Linked DNA regions of Homo sapiens: region 2 is linked to region 1. Evidence: read pairs that join two places in POLR2A ChIA-PET (ENCODE). Cell type or tissue: A673. All regions are shown on one strand. Each heading gives the region's core, and the rest is flanking DNA. Links, peaks and the distances in the headings are about the cores only.

Region 1 (5,378 bases), core at 309-5,308:
CCTCCCATGTTCAAGCTATTCTGCTGCCTCAGCTTCCTGAGTAGCTGGGACTACAGGCATGCGCCACCACGCCTGTCTAATTTTTGTATTTTTAGTAGAGATGGGTTTTCGCCGTGTTGGCCAGGCTGGTCTAGAACTCCTGAGCTCAGGTGATTCACCTGCCCCAGCCTCCCAAAGTGCTGGGATCATAGGTGTGAGGCACCGCACCTGGCCGACATTGCCCATTTTTAAATTGGGCTGTTCGGTTTTTTTTTTATTTTTGTAGGGGTCCTCTATGTATTCTGGATATTAGCCCTTATCAGATATATGATTTGCAAATATTTTCTCCCATTATGTGAGTTGCCCTTTTATTCTGTTGATAGTATACTTTGATGTCCAAAAGTCCTTAAGTTTTTATATAGCCTATTTTGCCTGTTTTTTTCTGTTGTTACCTATGTTTTTGGTGTCATATCCTCCAGTAATCAATCTTTCTTTTTATTTTATTTTATTTTTTTGAGACAGGGTCTCACTCTGTTGCCCAGGCTGGAGTGCAGTGGCACGATCATGGCTCACTGCAGCTCCACCTCCCCAGGCTCAGGTGATCCTCCCACCTCAGCCTCCCTAGTAGCTAGGACTACAGGGGCATGCCACAACACCCAGCTAATTTTTGTACTTTTTGTAGAGATGGGATTTCATCATGTTGCCCCTTTTTTTTGAACTCCCAAGCTCAAGCGATCTGCCTGTCTCAACCTCCCAAAGTGCTGGCCGCAATAGGCATGAGTCACCATGCCCAACCTCCAATAATCTTTTAAATACACACTTGTATATAGTTGATCCTTTCACTGTCCTCTTTGTAATCCTGGAATGCTTCTTTCTTTTAAACTTCTTAACCTGAACGACCTGGTCTCCATACTTCCTCAGTCTCATCTCTCACTAACAAGGTAATCCGTTGTCATTCTGAATTTCCTGCACAGCTGCAAGCATTCACCTTGCTCTCCGAAGTCACCTTTCCACTTGCTAGGCCCACTTCCTCCCTACCTTGCTGTTCACTAAACTAAGTTCCACTCAACCTTTAAAGCTTCCTTCAAGTACTTCCTCCTCTGGGAGGCTTCTTTGGCTGTTCCACAAGTTAAGTGCCTTCCTTGGTAACCTTTAATTTAATTTAATTTAATTTAATTTATTTATTTATTTTTGAGACAGAGTCTTGCTCTGTCGCCCAAGCTGGAGTGCAGTGGTGCAATGTTGGCTCACTGCAACCTCCGCCTCCCGGGTTCAAACAATTCTCTGCCTCAGCCTCCCGAGTGGCTGGGATTACAGCTACCCGCCACCATGCCTGGCTAATTTTTGTATTTTTAGTAGAGATGGGGTTTCACCATCTTGGCCAGGCTGGTCTTGAACTCCTGACTTTGTGATCCACCTGCCTCGGCCTCCCAAAGTGTTGGGTTTACACCCAGCCAACCTTTAATTTTATGGTAACCCTTATCAGATTGTGTTTTAATTGTTGGCTCACCGGCTTCCTGTCCCTCCCACTAGACTCTACATTCCTTAAGGGCAGGGTTACTATTCCTATCTTGTCATCTGCATGCTGCTCAAACAATTGAACTCGATCTCTGCCACTATTTAGTTGCTTTGACATTCAGCAAACTAGTCAAACTCTCTGGGCCTCAGTTTTCTCATAGGATCATTGTGAAAATTAATTAAGATTGTGTTTGTAAAGTGCTTAGTGCTTACTCTGGATCAGAGTAAAATGCCCAACAAAAATTAGCCATTGCTTCCATCAGCTTGTTGAATTGAGATCTCAAACTCTAATCAGCTGTATGACTTTAGACAAAAATCTTAAGTTCCTAAGGCCTGTTTTTCCTTCTCCCTGGATCACCTAGAGTCGTGATTCCCAAAGTAGGCTACACTTTGTAATCACCTGGGGAGCTTTAAGAATGCTAATATTGGCCAGACGCGGTGGCTCTCACCTGTAATCCCAGCACTTTGGGAGGTTGAGGCAGGTGGATTATGAGGTCAACAGATCGAGACCATCCTGGTCAACAATGGTGAAACCCCGTCTCTACTAAAAATACAAAAATTAGCTTGGTGTGGTGGCTCATGACTATAATCCCAGCACTTTGGGAGGACAAGGCAAGCGGATCACAAAGTCAGGAGTTTGAGACCAGCCTGACCAATATAGTGAAACGAAAATACAAAAATACAAAAACTACGAAAAATACAAAAAATTATCCGAGTATGGTGGTGGGCGCCTGTAGTCCCAGCTACTTGGGAGGCTGAGGCAGGGGAATTGGTTGAACCCAGAGGTGGAGGTTGCAGTGAGCAGAAATCGTGCCTCTGTACTCCAGCCTGGGTGACAGAGCAAGACTCTGTCTCAAAAAAAAAAAAAAAAAAAAGCTAATATCTGGGTCCCTCTGCTAAAAATTCTGACTTAATTGGTGTGAGGTACAACTTGGGCATGGGCATTTTGCAGAGGCTCCCCTGGTGATTCTAATGTTCAGCCAGAATTGAGAAACACCAATCTAAAGTTTCTTTCTAATGTAACACACTAGAAAGTTGAGCTGCAGAATTCCGTGGACGCAGGGGAATGGAATGTCTCTGGGCATTCTTCTGCTATCACCCTTTGTTAGTTTAACAGGAAGCATTATTGAACAAGCTCACTAAGCTGGAATTCCAAGAGTATTTGTGGATTCCTGAGTGTTTAAATTTAGCAGCTCACTTCATCCAGGAGAAACCTGGGGACCAGTGCTCTGAGAAAGAGAAAACAATGGTTCTTCCCTACTCTACAGCTCTAACCCAAGGCCTGGGAGTCTAGATACCCTGGAGTTCTGTATTATGGTTAAAGGAAAGGGAGGAGGAAAGAGTCCTTGGTAATCGGTATAATCCTTTTTTTTTTCCCCAAGGGACAGAGTCCTGCTCTGTCGCCCAGGCTGGAATACAGTGGTGCAATCATAGCTCACTGAAACCTTGAACTCCTCCTTCAGCCTCCTGAGCAGCTAGACCTACATATACGTGCTACCACGCCTGGCTAATCTTTTTTCTTTTTTTAATGTTTGTACCAATGGGGGTCTCACTATGTTGCCCAGGCTAGCTGGAAATCCTGGCCTCAAGTGATCCTCCCACCTTGGCCTCCCAAAGTGCTGGGATTACAGGCGTGAGCCATTGTGCCTGGCCCCTTGCTATAATCGTAGTGGGGGCACCTGGGGCCCTGACTAGAACAGGGTAGGGGCTGAGATTTACAAATATTCATTCCCTTATCACTGTACTGTGCTTTAAAACCACATTCACAGCCATTACTTGAGTCTCCGCATAATCTTGAGAAATGCAGAGCAGATATTACTGCCTCTACTTTGTGGATAAGCAAACCAAGTCTGAATGGTTAAGGGCCTTGCCAAAAGTCACAGTGCATTAACACGAAGGGTCAGCATAGAGTCCCTATATCCTGACTCTCTGTTGGGGGCAGAAAAACTCTTCACACCCAGGTAGCTCAGAGTCCTTCTTGGCTTCTTGGACTTGGAGTCAAGGTTCTAAGTGGTCCCATTAAATGCTACAGGGAATGACTAAAATACCTCTTCCTGGCCGGGCGCAGTGGCTCACGCCTGTAATCCCAGCACTTTGGGAGGCCGAGGCGGGCGGATCACGAGGTCAGGAGATAGAGACCATCCTGGCTAACATGGTGAAGCCCTGTCTCTACTAAAAATACAAAAAAAAAAAAAAAAAAAAAATTAGCCGGGCATGGTGGCAGGCGCCTGTAGTCCCAGCTACTCGGGAGGCTGAGGCAGGAGAATGGCGGGAACCCGGGAGGCGGAGCTTGCAGTGAGCCGAGATTGCGCCACTGCACTCCAGCCTGGGTGACAGAGCGAGACTCCGTGTCATAAATAAATAAATAAATACCTCTTCCTGATGCCCTGTGGTCAGCCACCTCTGAGCACAGTTGCACTCTCTGGGATCATGAGCAAAACCCTCACTTTTGCAAAGTGTGATGCTCAGACCAGCTTTGAGGCTTGGTCATTCAGGGAGGCATTTAGTTATAATGCCCAGTGTGTCCAGGAATACTCAGAAGGGCCCAGTAGTGTTGGCCAAATGCTGAGTCACAGATAGGGGTTGGCCCTTGGCCACTGGCTCAAGATGAAATAGAAAAAAAAAAAAATCAGGAAATTATCTTTTACTAAGCTAAATGTGATTAAACTCCTGTCTTATTCTGAGATTATGTTCTTTCTACTTTTTTGGTATTAAAATTACCTTTTGGATGGGCACGGTGGCTCACTCCTGTAATCCCAGCACTTTGGGAGGCTGAGGCGGGTGGATCACCTGAGGTCAGGAGTTCAAGACCAGCCTGGCCAACATGGCGAAACCCCGTCTCTACTAAAAATACAAAAATTACCTGGGCATGGTGGCAGGCGCCTATAATCCCAGCTACTTGGGAGGCTGAAACAGGAGAATCGCTTGAACCCGGGAGACAGAGATGGCAGTGAGCTGAGATGGTGCCACTGCACTCCAGCCTGGGCAACAGAGCTAGACTGCATCTCAAAAAACAAACAAACAAAAAAATTACCTTTCATGAATTAGTGCTGACAGTAGATGGCAGTTTATTTTGATGTGCTGAATGCCAGAGTTAACAGATGGCCATCCTATGTAAATCCTCAAAATTGCTTTTGAAATGTTACTGATCCAAGGAATCCCAATTCTGCTAATCAACTCCCCATTTTGGAGGACCAGGAGTAAGGCCCTATGACTCCAGGATCTTCAGGGTCGTGGGAGGCCTCACCTTGAGAGCAGCAATAGAATATTCAACACTAAAAGAATCAAAATGCCCAGAGTTGGGCCTTGCCACTCATAAGTTCATGTAGAAAGAAAAGAGCCATTGTCACATGGTTTGTGTGTGTGTGTGTGTGTGTGTGTGTGTGTGTGTGTGTTTGAGACGGAGTTTTGCTCTTGTTGCCCAGGCTGGAGTGCAGTGGTGTGATCTCAGCTCACTGCAACCTCTGCTTCCTAGGTTCAAGCGATTCTCCTGCCTCAGCCTCCTAAGTGGCTGGGATTATAGGTGCGTGCCACCACGCCTAGCTAATTTTTTGTATTTTGAGTAGAGACAGGGTTTCATCATGTTGGTCAGGCTGGTTGTGAACTCCTGACCCCAGGTGATCCACCTGCCTCGGCCTCCCAAAGTGCAGGGATTACAGGCACGAGCCACCATGCCCGGCCTTTTTGTGTATTTGTTGCTGTTTTGAAATGGAGTCCCACTCTGTCATCCAGGCTGTAGTGCAGTGGCCCAATCTCAGCTCACTGCAGCCTCTTGTCTCTTGGGTTCGATTCTCCTGCCTCAGCCCCCCAAATAGCTGGGATTACAGGCATCTGCCACCACACCTGGCTAATTTTTGTATTTTTAGTAGAGACGAGGTTTC
Region 2 (5,378 bases), core at 191-5,190, 290 kb after region 1:
ATAAAGACAATATCATATTACTGTAATTATAAGAGGTTTTTAACAAACTGGTAAGATGAAAGTTATGTTTAAGGAAGATCAGCCTGGCAGAGGTATGCTTGATGAAACAGACAATAAAGAAAGCCATCTTGGAAGTTTAATGATAATCAAAATAGACTGATTCATGCATTAATTTAAAATGTATTTCTAGGCTGGGCGCAATGGCTCACACATTCTGTATCACCCAGATACAGAATGGAAAAGAGTACAAATTCATATGTAATCCCAACCCTTTGGGAGGCCAAGGCAGGTGGATCACTTGAGGTCAGGAGTTTGTGACCAGCCTGGACAACATAGTGTGAAACCCCATCTCTACTAAAAATATAAAAATTTGGCCAGGCGTGATGGCAGGCACCTGTAATCCCAACTACCTGGGAGGCTGAGGCAGGAAAATCACTTGAACCCTGGAGGTGGAGGTTTCAGTGAGCCAAGATAGTGCCACTGCACTCCAGCCTGGGTGACAGAACGAGACTCCATCTCAAAAAAATAATAATAAAATAAGGACCAGGCGCGGTGGCTCACACCTGTAATCCCAGCACTTTAGGAGGCCAAGGAGGGCGGATCACGAGGTCAGGAGATCAAGACCATCCTGGCTAACACGGTGAAACCCTGTCTCTACTAAAAATACAAAAAATTAGCCAGGCATGGTGGCAGGCACCTGTAGTCCCAGCTACTTGGGAGGCTGAGACAGGAGAATGGTGTGAACCCGGGAGGCGGAGCTTGCAGTGAGCCGAGATTGCGCCAGTGCACTCCAGCCTGGGTGACAGAGTGAGACTCCATCTCAAAAAATAAATAAATAAAATAAAATAAAACAAAATGTATTTCTGGAGCACCCAAAACATAATAAGCACAAATAAGAGGGGCTAAGGGCTGGCACTGTAGCAGTGGGAATGGAGAGAAAACAAAAAGTAAAAGATGCGTTTTCAAAACAGATCAATTATGTTTGATAACAATATACAGAGGGGAGGCCAGGCGCAGTGGCTCACACCTGTAATCCCAACACCTTGGAAGGCCAAGGCAGGCAGATCACTTGAGGTCAGGAGTTTGAGACCAGCCTGGCCAACATGGTAAAACCCCACATCTACTAAAAATAAAAATTTTTAAAAAAGAAGATACAGAATGGAAAAGAGTATAAATTCATATGTACTTCAAGTTACCTGAGAGCAGGAAATCTGTCTAATTCCTCTTTGGCCGTCTCCTACATGGCGGTTTTTTTTTTGTTGTTGTTGTTGTTGTTGTTTGTTTGTTTTTTGAGATGGAGACTCACCCTGTCGCCCAGGCTGGAGTGCAGTGGCGCGATCTCAGATCACTGCAGCCTCCACCTCCCGGATTCAAGCGATTCTCCTGCCTCAGCCTCCCGAGTAGCTGGGATTACAGGTGTGCGCCACGCCCAGCTGATTTTTGTATTTTTAGTAGAGACGGTGTTTCACCATGTTGGTCATGCTGATCTTGAACTCCTGACCTCAGGTGATTCGTCCATACCAAAGTGCTGGGATTACAGGCGTGAGCCACTGCGCCTGGCCGCCAGTTCTTTATTATGATGCTAAATACATGCTTATGGATTAAAGATGAGTCAAAGAAAGTCTTCTCAAGATGGAAAAAGAACATGGAAGGAGACATAAGGACAAAATCTTGGGGACTGCTCAATTAGAAATGGAAGGGAAAATCAAGAACCTAAAAAGAAAAAGGAAGCAGTCAGAGAAACAGCAGGAGCCAACCTGAAGAGTGGTCCTCACCTACAGCTAAAAACAGTAAAGGGGCCAAGCAAGAGAGGAAAGGTAACAACCAAGATGTAGATGTGGCAATAAAAGAAGTCATGGGTTGTAACTGTTTGAAACAAGATTGTAGAGGATTAAAGATGGCAAGGAAAAGGAAGTAACTAGCTATTCTTGAAGAAATCTTGCAGTAAAAAGAGAAAGGAAAAATAGACAGCTAATGATCCCCTAAGACATAGAACTCTGCCAGAAATTAGCCTCTGATCCTGCACTGAAGCTAAGTAAGCCTTAAGGAAATATTTACAACCTTCAACCTGGCTGGGATCCTCAAACAACTAGGCAGGTTGAATGAATACAGGAAAGATCCTACCTACACCATGTCTGAAAAAGGCAACAAATCTTCGAATTTGCTACTCATACCTGGTTTGGTAAGTGGCTTTGGGAGGTCACAGATAAAGTAATAACTGCTGACTTTTTGGATATTTAGGTAATGTGAGATAAATCAGCTTAAATCAACTAAGGGCCTTTGTCTGCTTGTTTATTTTAGTCTCCATAACTCCTATTAGAGGCTCTCCTCAAATATTCAGAGATCTATCGCTGTCCATTCATATTTCAGAGGAAAGCATTAAAATGCTGGCTGGAAGTTCTGTGTCAACTGATGATCTTCACTCTACAGTAATCAGGTCAAAACGCTGGTATATTTTTAATATCAAGGAACTCAGTAAAAATTAAATTTAACTGTCTAATAGGCATAGGACTATTTAAGAGCAATGCCATCTGTAAGTAAAGGAAACATCGATTTCTCTCCCTAAAATGTTTAATTTTTTTAGAAAGTTGGCTAAAGGAGTAGAGGCGTTGTCTTTTTTTTTTTTTTTTTTTTTTTTTGAGACAGGGTCTCACTCTGTCACCCAGGCAGGAGTGCAGTGGCGCAATCCCATCTAACTGCAGCCTCTACTTCCCAGGCTCAAGCAATCCCCCTACTTCAGCCTCCTGAGTAGCCAGCATGACAGGTGTGTGCCACCATGCTCAGCTAATTTTTTCTTTTTTTTTTTCCATTTTTTGAGACAGAGCGTTGCTCTGTCACCCAGGCTGGAGTGCAGTGGCACAATCTTGGCTCACTGCAAGCGCCGCCTCCTGGGTTCAAGCAATTCCCCTGCCTCAGCCTCTCGAGTAGCTGGGATTACAGGTGCCCACCACCATGCCCAGCTAATTTTTGTATTTTTTTTTTTTTAGAAGAGATGGGGTTTCACCATGTTGGCCAGGCTGGTCTCGAACTCCTGATCTTGAGCAATCCACCTGCCTCGGCCTCCCAGAGTGCTGGGATTACAGGTACGTGCCACCGCACCCGGCCTAATTTTTTAATTTTTTTGTAGAGATGAGGTCTCACTATGTTGCCCAGGCTGGTCTCAAACTCCTGGGCTCAAGCCATCCTCCCAACTGGGCCTCCCAAAGTGCTTGGATTATAGGCGTGAGTCACTGCGCCCCACACATTGTCATTATTTTATGTCATTTTAACAGACTTTAGTAAAGGCACCTAAATGATAGCTAACTTATCCTATAGTTAAATTAAACGTTTCTGGGGTTGGGTGCAGTGGCTCATGCCTATACTCCCAACACTTTGGGAAGCCAAGGTGGGAGGATTGTTTGAGCCCAATAGTTTGAGACCAGCCTGGGCAACATAGGGAGAGCCTGTCTCTACCAAAAAAAGAAAAAAAAAAGGTTTCTGTATACATCCAGAAAAAGAACGAAAGAAAATCACATCTGTTTATCTGTCTGAGAATATGTACGTTTTAGGAGTATAATCAAACCAAATATTTGATCTTGTCTTGATCAAAGCTAAAAGGTCTTTTTATTTTAGCAAAATGTGTAAGATATACATTTTGTAGGCTTAATAGTCTGGAAACTATTAACTGAGCTTCAAGCACAGGTGGTTCAGAACACTCCTTTTATCTTTTTGTCTCCTTTTAATAATCAAGACTAGATTTACAGTGATTATTTATTTAGACAAAAGGAAGCACCAGTTTCCAAAACCATCATGTCCCCAAATAAGAGGTATCTTGGGATTATAGCTTTATGTTAAAAGTACAGATCTAGTTGGAACTCAACTACTTAACAAAACATTTTTTTTTTTTTGAGATGGGGTCTCGCTATTTTGCCCAGGCTGGGCTTGAACTTGCTATCTTCCTACCTCAGCCTCAAGAGTAGCTGGGATCATGGGGCACATGCCACCCTGCTGGCTTTCACCAAACTTTTATTTAATCAGGGCTATCATGTAAGTATAAAAAAGTTTCATTCCAGGCAGACTACATACAAATCTAAACAAACTGGATTTTTGTCACCTATTAACATGTTTTGAAAACAAATGTAACCCAAAAGCCTAAATTCCCTTATTTCTCACACAAAATGAATCTTACTAAGATGTCACGTGTGTACTCACACACATTACGGGCTTTAAAATACTACTCATCTTTCACCCCAAACAGTAAGAATCACAATGAGGAGGAAAAAATGGCATAAATGACAGCACAGCTGCACTATAGATAAAATATTCCACATTCTCCAAGAAAAAATACCTGTGAGTTTCATCTAAATACATTTCAATTCTGTACCTCAATGAGTGGTTCAGGTTACAAAACTTGCACTTTATTTTGATGGATTTGGTTTCCCCCAAACATTACAAAATACATGCTTTAAACAGAAAAACTTGGAGCAACACAGAAAAACATACTTCCTCCCCTAAACCCACCACATCAAAAGATAGTCACTGTTGGTTAATATTTTGGTAAATGTTCTTCTAGTTGTTGCAGGTTAATGTATGTATATATGAACAAGCAAATAAAAACATAAAAGAGCAAAACTAAGCAGAAGATGGTCCACAAAATATGATTAAAAGAGTATTTTAGCCAATTGACTTGTTTCCAGCAGAATCTCACCCCTCTCCACACCCAATCTCCCCCACCCCCATTGCACCAAAAAAAAAAAAAAAAGCAAAGAGTTTCATTTTGTCTCTTCTGTTTACCTGGAACCCCAAACCCTCAAGGATCAGACTGATGATAGCAAGATGAAAAGCAATGACTAAAAGGTAGGGTTTTTTCTCTGCTTAGTTATCAACTCTACAGAGATGAAATTATTCCTGCCAAACCTTACATCAAGGAGGTACACTAGTGACTAAAGGAAATAATCTTGAAAGAGATAAGAAAGCATGCTATCTTGTTCTAGTTGTTTTTAGTTTTAATTTTACCTCTGAAGACCTGCTCAAATATTTCCATCTCTTGAATGATTCTGAGGACTGTCTAAACCCAAACGCCACTCCGCAGAGGCTCCGAGTTGAGTCAGCACATTGTTTCTATGATTGCAGATGGGCAAATGGAAAAACTGAGGCTTTGCACACTCCCATAAAGATCAGATGATGCCCTCAATCTGTCTTTGCTAGCATGGGAAAACATTCTCCCTCTCAGATTACCAGCCCCCTACCCCCACAGCACCAAAAAAAAAACCAAAAAAACAAACAAAAAAAAACACCATAGAGTTTCATTTTGTCTCTTCTGGTCACCTGGAACCCAAAAACCTCAAGGATTATAGTGCTAGGCCGGGCGTGGCATTTCATATCGTAATCCCAACACT

The links. Peaks named below come from ENCODE experiments on the same cell type or tissue, not always from the same donor. Only the 100,000 strongest peaks of a DNase experiment are listed, where the experiment ranks them.
Region 2: POLR2A ChIA-PET joins it to region 1 with 8 read pairs; 2 of 35 experiments call an interaction of 5 or more read pairs at or near these places.

Annotation. Positions count from the first base shown.
Region 1 is chr10:103,228,614-103,233,991 of GRCh38, reverse strand. No RefSeq gene overlaps it. Among named protein-coding and RNA genes, the nearest start is that of RPEL1, 15 kb to the left of the region's middle. RefSeq lists enhancers at 1,159-2,156, 2,157-3,154. In A673, for the core only: no CTCF peak of the experiment used is centred there; a DNase peak (open chromatin) is centred at 2,561.
Region 2 is chr10:102,935,881-102,941,258 of GRCh38, reverse strand. All of the region lies in intron 1 of CNNM2 (cyclin and CBS domain divalent metal cation transport mediator 2), which reads right to left. Among named protein-coding and RNA genes, the nearest start is that of CNNM2, 20 kb to the right of the region's middle. In A673, for the core only: no CTCF peak of the experiment used is centred there; no DNase peak of the experiment used is centred there.